Regions from separate parts of the Homo sapiens genome. Here region 1 is linked to region 2. A link is an interaction called in ENCODE POLR2A ChIA-PET data of the cell type or tissue named here. Cell type or tissue: PC-3. All regions are shown on one strand. Links, peaks and the distances in the headings refer to the core of each region. The heading gives the core; the rest is flanking DNA.

Evidence for each region. ChIA-PET counts read pairs that join two places held together with the same protein. Peaks named below come from ENCODE experiments on the same cell type or tissue, not always from the same donor. Only the 100,000 strongest peaks of a DNase experiment are listed, where the experiment ranks them.
Region 1: POLR2A ChIA-PET joins it to region 2 with 8 read pairs; 7 of 35 experiments call an interaction of 5 or more read pairs at or near these places.

What each region holds. Positions count from the first base shown.
Region 1 is chr1:52,705,985-52,711,361 of GRCh38, reverse strand. It overlaps the pseudogene NDUFS5P3. Among named protein-coding and RNA genes, the nearest start is that of COA7, 10 kb to the right of the region's middle. In PC-3, for the core only: no CTCF peak of the experiment used is centred there; DNase peaks (open chromatin) are centred at 2,891 and 3,851; H3K27ac peaks cover 1,371 bases.
Region 2 is chr1:52,758,764-52,764,140 of GRCh38, reverse strand. All of the region lies in intron 2 of ZYG11B (zyg-11 family member B, cell cycle regulator), which reads right to left. Among named protein-coding and RNA genes, the nearest start is that of ZYG11B, 35 kb to the right of the region's middle. In PC-3, for the core only: no CTCF peak of the experiment used is centred there; no DNase peak of the experiment used is centred there.

The sequences.
Region 1 (5,377 bases), core at 134-5,133, 53 kb after region 2:
AATATATAGTGCTACTTTAAGCCTTTGTGTATTTGCTCATGGCTTTCTTTCCACCAGGAAACCCTTTCTTGCTTTCTTCAAATGTGCCTTCCACTTGCATTTACTACTAGATTGAGGCATCTCCTCCTCACAGCCTTTCCTGATCACCCTTCCATAATTAGGTTAATTGTCTTTCATGAGCTTCCCTCTGAAGAGTCTACTCTGTTGCGATTGTGCCTTTCGTTTGCTTCCCAAATAGGCTGTGAGCTCCTCTGGAGCATTGACTGGATTTGATTTACCTCTTTCTTTTTTTTTCTTTTTTTTTTTTGAGATGGAGTCTTGCTCTGTCACCCAGGTTGGAGTGCAGTGGTGCGATCTCCGCTCACTGTAAGCTCCACCTCCCAGGTTCACACCATTCTCCTGCCTCAGCCTCCTGAGTAGCTGGGATTACAGGTGCCCGCTACCATGCCCGGCTAGATTTATCTCTCTCTTTAGGGCCCAGAACATGGCCTGACTGGAAGGCATTAATTTCATGGTATCCTGTTGTCCCTCAAATGCCCTCTGGCTCAAGTGCTAAGAACCTTTTCATTTCCTCAAGAGAAGGCAAAGCCAGCTTACCTTTAGGCATCTTAACCCAGACCTCAGACAGAAAACCTTCCAGTTGCAAGAGTATGTAATAGTTAAGACATTTTAAAAAGGAGCAATAAGGTAATATTTTACTCCTTAATATTAATCCATTTTATTTCATCTCATCAACTATGGGCACTGGATTACCTTTCTTATTGTCAATATTTGTTATGCCTTATTATGGGCAGACACCTTCACTTTTATGTAATTTTCTTATTGGAGGGGTGACATGGAATACAGTACTTGTTAGGAGCATGGACTCTACAGCAAGCCATTCTGCCTGGGTTTCACTCCCAGCTCCACATTTACTAGCCATGTGATCTTAGAGAATTTATGTGACACATCTGTGTGTCTGTTTCTTTTCTTTTCTTTTTTTTTTAGATGGAGTCTCACTCCGTCTCCCAGGCTGTAGTGCAGTGGCGCGATCTCGGCTCATTGCAACCTCCACCTCCCAGGTTCAAGCAATTCTCCTGCCTCAGCCTCCAGAGTAGCTGGGATTACAGGCGCCTGCCATTGCAGGCTAATTTTATTATTTGTAGTAGAGATGGGGTTTCACCATCTTGGCCAGGCTGGTCTTGAACTCCTGACCTCATGATCCACCTGCCTCGGCCTCCCAGAGTGCTGGGATTACAGGCATGAGCCACCACACCCAGCCGTGTCTGTTTCTTTACCTATAAAATTGGCGTGATAATCTTACTTAACTCATAGCATCTAGCAGATTAACTGAGTTACTATATATTTATACTATTACATATAGAAGGCTCTTAAAATAGGACCTGGCAAGGCCAGCCACAGTGGCTTAGTTATATAATTCCAGAACTTGGGAGGCCAAGGAGGGTGGATTACTTGAGGCCAGGAGTTCAAGACCAGCCTGGCCAACAGGGCCAAACCCCATCTCTACTAAAAATACAAAAATTAGCCAGGCGTTGTGGTGCACACTTGTAGTCCCAGCTACCCAGGAGGCTGAGGCAGGAGAATTGCTTGCGCCCCCGAGGCAGAGGTTGCAGTGAGCAGAGATCGTGCCACTGCACTCCAACCTGGGCGACAGAGCAAGACTCCATCTCAAAAAATAAAAAAAAAAAAAGAAAGAAAAAAATAGGACTTGGCAAGATATAACTGTTATATAAGCATTGGCTATTATTATAAAATCCTCCTGCAAATCCTGCAAGCTAGACATTATTTTTTTGGGGGGTGGGGAATGGAGCAATCCTTTATTTTTACACACTTTGACAAGGAGGTTTTCTGTAAACAACCTTTCCAGTGGAGAACAGAGAACAGGAAAATCAGCCTCCAGACATCAGCAGCTGCTCTGTTCAGGGCCAAGGCTCTGCATTGTCCACATGGTGAGGTGGAGGGGTGTACTTCCCTTCCTTTATCAGCTTATCCCGCTGCTTCCTAATGGTACTCAGACGTCTCATCGTTTTCTGCTAAAGTATACACTCTACAAAATCATCATATTCTATCTTGCACTCCTTCTCTGCCTGGATACTAACGATTCCATGTGCACATTCTATCCATTCTTTTTGAAAAGCCTGGCATCGAGCAGGAATCTTGTAGGGCTGTTCAGCACTTTGGATTGTCCACCATCAATCTATGTTAAGGCTGAACCTTTTCAGCACATCCAAGAAAGGCATGGCGATCCAATGCTTATGCCCTTGTCTCTTTTCTGGCCCCCACCCCCCCACTTTTTTTTTTTTTTTCTGAGACAGGGTTGAGTCTCACTCTGTTACCCAGGCTAGAGTGCAGTGGCATGATCTTGGCTCACCGCAACCTCTGCCTCCTGGGTTCAAGTGATTCTCCTGCCTCAGCCTCCCGAGTAGCTGGGACTACAGGTGTGTGCCACCATGCCTGGCTAATTTTTGTATTTTTAGTAGAGACGGGGTTTGGCCATGTTGGCCAGGCTGGTCTCAAACTCCTGAACTCAGGTGATCCGCCCACCTCGGCCTCCCAAAGTGCTGGGATTACAGGCATGAGCCACCACACCCGGCCCAGGGGACTCTTCTATAAGAGGGTGCTGTGTCCATCTCCTACAGATTATGCATCTACCAGGAACAATGTATGTGTGTTTTGGAATGGTGATAAAATTATACTTCCCTAGTCATTCTCACCTGTCATCTACTATTCACTGTTCTAGCCTTTTCCTAGGAGGTCAGATGCTTGTAAATAATTTATTCTCCAACAAAAAGAGCCTTTCCTAAACTAGGAATTCCTTGGCAGTGTGGGAGTAAATTCCCTAACTGATGATAACTCTTTTACTGCACATTCTTTTCACTGGGCATGTGCTCAATAAATACCTCTCCTTTGTGTCATGCTGTGTGCTGGACACTGAGGACACAGAAATAGATAAAACCCAGGCCCTGCCCTCAAGGTACTCAAGTCTAGTAGGAAGGGAAGGAAGACAACAGAAAAAGAACATGGTAAGTACTCTTATAAAAAGAAGCATGTTTGTGTGTGGTGGCTCATGCCTGTAGTTTCAGTTACTCAGGAAGCCGAGGCGGGAGGATAGACTGAGTCCAGGAGTTTGAGGCTGCAGTGCACTATGGTCATGCCTGTAAAATAGCCACTGCACTCTAGCCTGGGCAACGTAGTGAAACCCTGTCTCAAAAAAGAAAAAAAAAAAAAAGGAAGCAGAGCACTTGCTAAAGCACAGAGGCAACCAGCCTGGTGGTGGGGGCAGTCAGTGGTCAGAGCAGGCTTCCTGAAACAGGCACTACTTGACCTGGGTTGTTGTTGTTGTTGTTGTTGGTTTTTTTTTTTTTTTTGAGACGGAGTTTCGCTCTTGTTGCCCAGGCTGGAGTGCAATGGCACAATCTCAGCTCACCACAACCTCCGCCTTCTGGGTTCAAGCGATTGTCCTGCCTCAGCCTCCCAAGTAGCTGGGATTATGGGCATGTGCCACCATGCCCTGCTAATTTTGTATTTTTAGTAGAGACAAGGTTTCTCCATGTTGGTCAGGCTGGTCTCGAACTCCCAACCTCAGGTGACCTGCCCGCTTCGGCCTCCCAAAGTGCTGGGATTACAGGCGTGCGCCACCGTGCCTGGCCTTGACCTGGGTTTTGAAGGAAAAATAATTACCTTAATTAACGGAGAGGGAAGAGCATTCTAGGCATAGGGAATCACATGTGTGAAGGCACTGGAACGTGAAAGCAGGTGATGTTTATAGGGTCAACAAATAATTTGGGATGAGGTTCAAAGAGTGTGTATGGGAGGGAAGAGAACAAGCTGGAAAGGCAGGCTGGGGCGGATAGCAAGGTTTGTGGCCAAAGGTTAGGGGCGTAGACTTTAATGCCATGTGACATTTAGTTCCAGTTCTCTACTGGCACAACTGCTTTTTTCTGACAGTCAGTATTTGGTTACATTTAGAAGTCCAGATTAGTTTTTTCACTCAACAACATGGGCTGAGCACCTCACTGTGTCAGTTTTTATGTGCAGGCAGGAGGGCTCAGGAATAGACTTTTGGGGTCACAGCCTGAAATCTTGTGAGCTTTTTTTAGAAGGCAGTAAATCTCACCCCTGACTTGAGATGATTTGTCCTAAAACCTGATCCCTTCCTTGTCCTTGGTGTTGCAACCCTTCTTCCTCATTTGGATTTCCATGAGCATGCTGCAGTGAGCTGGGTCCACACACACATTATGGGAATGGCTATAATCAGAAGCCGAGCCAGCCAGCTTAGGTGGTGAACACATGCCCGTTGTGCTCTGGCACGTGAGTCTCATGAATGAGATGGAGCAGGCAGAGAATATCAGGTCCCTACTCTTTGGGATTTCATAGTCTTAAAAGCAGAAAGTTGGCCGGGCGCGGGGGCTCATGCCTGTAATCCCAGCACTTTGGGAGGCTGATGCAGGTGGATCGTGAGGTCAGGAGTTCAAGACCAGCCTGGCCAAGATGGTGAAACCCCCCTCTCTACTAAAAAAAAATACAAAAAAATTAGCCGGGCGTGGTGGTGGGTGTCTGTAATCCCAGCTACTCAGGAGGCTGAGGTAGAGAACTGCTTGAACCCAGGAGGTGGAGGTTGCAGTGAGCCGAGATCGCGCCACTGCACTCCAGGCTGGGGGCCAGAATGAGACTCCATCTCAAAAAAAAAGAAAAAAAAAATTAGATCTGGAGGCATTGTTATAAGTTATTAACCACATAGCATAAACGGAGCACTTACAAAGTGCTTCACTCTGTGTTGGGACCTGGAAGGCAAATAAAGAAATCATATTTGGTTCCTATCCTTAAGGTGCTCCCAGTCTGGTAAAACAGGCGATGACCACAGTGCTTCAGGAAGTGGAGGAGCCCTCAGCTGGCTAACCACAGCCCACTGTCAACCAGTAGGGGTTAGGAAGGCATCCTAGACAAGGACTGGTGGTCGGGCAACATAGTTTGAACTGACACTGGAGAGACGTGGAAAGAGCAGCCCACACAGACAAAACAGCCTGAGGAGTTCAGAGAAGAGGAGTGGGTCAGAGGGATTGGTTTGTCTAGTATAGGTGGGGAAGTAGCAAGTGGAGTGGTTGGCGGGGGCCAGATGGGAGGGCCTGGAATGCTGAGCTAAGGATGCGGGCATTGTGGAGCCTTTGGTTTCCAAATGGGGGTGACACAGCTCTTTTAGAAAGACAAGTCCCTTTCATTCCTGGGCTCAGTGCGCTCACCTGTAAAATGAGGGAGTTGAAGATTATTTTCAAAATCATTCCAGTGCATGTATCCTGTGATTTACAGCATTGCTTCTTAAAGTTTATTGTGTATCTGTGTCACCTGGGGATCTCAGTAAAATGCATATTCTGGCCAG
Region 2 (5,377 bases), core at 202-5,201:
AAATAAAATAAAATAAAATAAAATAAAGAATCAACATGCTCTAAATGATAACTCAAGGGCTTCTTTCAAGGAGTAAAATACAGATGCATAAATACAAGGATTGTGCCCCAAAGCATTTTTTCTTTCTTTCTGATTTAGGACAGACAGCTGAAGTGACCAGCAATGTGATCTACAAATAAGTGGGGTGCTAGTCTGGGAGTGTAAGCTTTCAAGCACCTAGAAAGTCTATTTGGCTAGTCAAGGAAGCAATTCGTAATGTTTCAAATTTTCAGTTTTATCCTGAACCAGAAGGCTGAACATGTCAAGATTTATAAATTTAGATTAGATTGACAGTATGACACAGAAACATTATCATTAGATGCTAAAATTCTCACTCTGATTTCTAGCTCTTATGCCCATATTTCCTGGAAAATTTTTAGCATGCAGACACAGATACAATGAGAAAAGATTATGACAAGAGAATCACAGACCCCGATAAGTAGAACTCTAACATCAGATTTATTTTAATTAAGACTGCTACTGGCTGAGTGCGGTGGTTCATAACTATAATACTAGTACTTTGGGTGGCTGAGGCAGGAGGATTGCTTGAGCCCAGCAGTTTGACACCATCCTGGACAACACAGTGAGACCCTGTCTCTACAAAAAAATTTCAAAGTAGCCAAGATCACACCACAGCACTCCAGTCTGGGTAACAAAGCGAGACCCTGCCTCTTAAAATAAAAAATAATTCTAAAAGAAACTGCTTTTATACATACTACTTAAAGCAATCTACAGATGCAATGCAATTCCTATCAAAATACCAATGACTTTTTCACAGAAATAGAAAAAATATCTTAAAATTTGTATGGAACCACAAAAGACCATGAATAGCCCAAGCAATCCTATGCAAAAGGAATAAACCTGGAGGCATCATACTACCAGACTTCAAAATATACTATAAAGCTATAGTAACCAAAACAGCAAATTACCAACATAAAAATAAACACATAGACCACACAGAAACAGAAGAGAAACCCTAGAAATTAATTCACGTATCTACGATCAACTGATTTTTGACAAAGGCACCAATGACATTGACTGGGAAAAGAACAGTCTGGTCAATAAATGGTGCTGGGAAGGCTGGATATCCACAGACAAAAGAATGAAACTAGACCCCCCCCCCCCAATCTCTCACCTTTACAAAAACCAACTCAAAATGAATCAAAGACCTAAATGTAAGACCCAAAACTATAAAACTACTAGAAGAAAATATAGCAGAGGGCCAGGTGCAGTGGCTCACACTTGTAATCCCAACACTTTGGGAGGCCGAGGTTGGCAGATCACCTGAGGTCAGGAGTTCGAGACCAACCTGACCAACATGGTGAAACCCTGTCTCTACTAAAAATACAAAAATTAGCTGGACATGGTGGCGGGCACCTGTAACTCCCAGCTACTTGGGAGGCTGAGGCAGGAGAATCGCTTGAACCTGGGAGGCGGAGGCTGCAGTGAGCTGAAACGGCGCCACTGCACTCCAGCCTGGGTGACAAGAGCAAAACTTCGTCTCAAAAAAACAAATGAAAAAAATAAAATATAGTGGAAACACTTCAGGACATTCATCTGAGAAGATTTTATGAACAAGACCTCAAAAGCACAGGCCAGGCACGGTGGCTCATGCCTGTAATTCTAGCACTTTGGGAGGCCGAGGCAAGAGGATCACTTGAGTTCAAGAGTTCAAGACCAGCCTGGGAACCATGGTAAGGCCCTGCCTCTACAAAAAATTTTAAAAACTACCTGGGCAGGGTGGTACATGCCTATAGTCTCAGCTAATTGGGAGGCTGAAGCAGGAGGATTGCTTGAGCCTGGGGGTTAAGGCTGCAGTGAGCCATGACCACACCACTGTACTCCAGCCTGCATAACAGAGTGAGACCCTGTCAAAAAAAAAAAAAAAAGCACAGGCAACAAAAACGAACATAGACAAATGGGATTATATCAAACTAAAAGCTTCTGCACACCACAGCAAAGGAAACAATCAACAGAGTGGAAAGACAACCTACAGAATGAGAGAAAATATTTGTAGATTATTCAGCTGACAGGGGATTAATATCCAGAATATATAAGAAACTCAAACAGCTCAACAGAAAACTAAACAATCCAATTTAAAAGTGGGCAAATGACCTGAATAGATATTTCTCAAAAGAAGACATACAAATGGCCAACAAATATATAAAAAAATTGCTAAACATCACTAATCATCAAGGAAATGCAAATCAAAACAAGGTATTATCTCACCTCAGGATGGCTATTAACAAAAGACAAAAAATAACAAATACTGGATGTAGAGAAGAGAACTCTTATACATTGTTGGTGGGAATGTAAACTAGTACAGACTCTATGGAAAGCAGCGTGAAGGTTCCTCAAAAAACTACAAATAGAACTACCATATCCAGCAATCCCACTACTGGACATTTATTCAAAGGAAAGGAAATCAAAATTATCAAAGAGACATCTGTACCCCGTGTTTACTGCAGCACTATTCACAATAGCAAGATGCAGAATCAATCTATGTGTCCAATAACAGATGAATGAATAAAGAACATGTGGTGTACATACATAATGGAATACTATGCAGCCAACAAACAGAATAAAATCCTGTCATTCACAGCAAAATGAATGAAACTGGAGGACATTATGTTAAGTGAAATAAGCCAGGAGCAGAAAGTTAAACACAGCATGTTCTCACTCATATGTGAAAGCTAAAAAACTGATCTCATAGAAGTAAAAGTAGAACAGGTTAGCAGAGGCTGGAGACTTGTAGAGAGAAGAGGAGGATAGGCAGAGATTGATTAAAGGATACGTAATTAAGCTAGACAGGAGGAGTCAGTTCTAGTGTCCTACACACTGTATGATGACTACAGTTAACAATAATTCATAGTTTCAAATAGCTACAAGGATGATAGTGAATATTTCCAAAACAAATATTTGAGATGATGAATATGCTAATTACTCCAATCTTATCACTATACAGTATATGTACTGAAGCATCATGACATACCCCATAGATATGTACAATTATTATATGTCAATTTAAAAATACGCCAGCACCAGGCACAGTGGTTCACACCTGTAATCCCAGCACTTTGGGAGACCAAGGCAGGTGCATCATTTGATGTCAGGAGTTCGAGACCAGCCTGGCCAACATGGTGAAACCCTGTCTCTACTAAAAATACAAAAATTAGCTGTGCATAGTGTCAGGCACCTGTAGTCCCAGCTACTTGGGAGGCTAAGCCAGGAGGATCAAATGAACCCAGGAGGCAGAGACTGCAGTGAGCTGAGACTGCACCACTGCACTCCAGCCTGAGCGACAGAGTGAGATTCCATCTCAAAAAAAAAAAAAAAAAAAAGTAGGCCAGGCATGTTGGCTCATGCCTGTAATCTCAATACTTTGGAAGCCTGAGGCAGGAGGCTAACTTGAGGCCAGGAGTTCGAGACCAGCCTGGGGAACATGGCAAGACCCTGTCTCTACAAAAAATAAAAGAAGAAAAAGAAAATTTTTTAACACACAAAAAAGACTGCTACCAATATCATTGATCCTTTGAATTGAGTAAATAAGTAAAAAAATTTTAAATGTATATGTTAAACATTTTCTAAAATCAATATGCTATTAGAAACAGTATGATATTACCAGTTTTTTGTTTTTGTTGTTGTTGTTGTTGTTGTCGTTAAGAGTCTCATTCTTGTCGCCCAGGCTGGAGTACAATGGTGCAATCTTGGCTCACTGCAACCTCCACCTCCGTGTTCAAGCAATTCTCTCTGCCTCAGCCTCCTCAGTAGCTGGGATTACAGGCGCCCGCCACCACGCCGGGCTAATTTTTGTTACTTTTAGTAAAGACAGGGTTTTGCCATGTTGGCCAGGCTGATCTCAAACTCCTGACCTCAGGCGGATCGCCTGCCTTGGCCTCCCAAAGTACTTGGATTACAGGCGTGAATCACTGCCCTTGGCTGATATTACCAATTTTAAAAGTATTCACAAGGCGGGAGCACTGGCTCACGCCTGTAATCCCAGCACTTTCGAAGGCCTAGGCGGTAGATCACTTGAGGTCAGGAGTTTAGGACCAGCCTGGCCAACATAGTGAAATCCCATCTGTACTAAAAAAAATACAAAAATTATCCAAGTGTGGTGGCACATGCCTGTAACCCCAGCTACTCCGGAGGCTGAGGCACAAGAATTGCTTAAACCTGGGAAGCAGAGGTTGTAGTGAGCCGAGATCGCGCCACTGCACTCCAGCCTGGGTGACAGTGCAAGACTCTGTCTCAAGGAAAAAATAGTAACAGCAATAAATAAAAAATAAAAGTATCAACTGAATAACTTTTTTCCCAGTATGAATATTTTCAAACACGAAGAAAAATGTATAAAGCAACTTTTACAAATTGAGACAAGAACTGGCAACATGTTTCTTTGCATATTCTCAGTAGTATCAAATCTTGACTGTTTAAAGATGGAAATGATTTGTATAAAGAGATTAAATAATTCAGAACCCTTCTTGATGAAGAAGACAGGTAATCACACTAGGGTAACACAATTAGGGACAACAAGTTATTTTTCTGACCCTCAGTTTCCTCATCTGAAGGCAGTCTGAAAAGAAGAGGTAGAAAATACATTTCAAGCATGTAGCTTCTCAAAGACATTACTCTGAGGACAAATATTTAGTTAGACTTGCTTAAAACCCACTCCTATTATCTTATCCATATAAAGCATTCGCTATAGTGCCTGACATAATAATAAGCATTTAATAAATGTTAACTACTACTATTAGCTAGCAGTAGTTACATTTCCAAAGGATAACCCAATCTGGCAAAGTTAAGGCCTTAGCATTTGTTCTTTTGATTTACAAGATGAGTTTTCTTTTTTTAATCTAATATACTGAGCACTGGCTGGGTGCAGTGGCTCATGCCTGTAATCCCAGCACTTTGGGAGGCCGAGGCAGGTGGATCACTTGAGGTCAGGAGTTCAAGATCAACCTGGCCAACATGGTGAAACCCCGTCTCTACTAAAAATACAAAAATTAGCTGGGCGTGTTGGTGGGCACCTGTAGTCCCAGCTACTCAGGAGGCTGAGGCAGGAGAATCACTTGAACCCAGGAGGTGGAGGCTGCAGTGAGCTGAGATTGCACCACTGCACTGCAGCCTGGGCAACACAGCAAGACTCCATCTCAAAATAATAATAATAATAATATACTGAGCATAATCATTAAATTGGGATTAGAAAGAAATGCTAGCACTGGCATAATCTCTTAAATCGTTGTGCAGCTGTGTAAGGGACTTTTAACTTTAACATATATAATACAGAAATTTACCCTAGTTCCTATGACAGGTTGGAAAAATTCAAAGAGACTGCTGG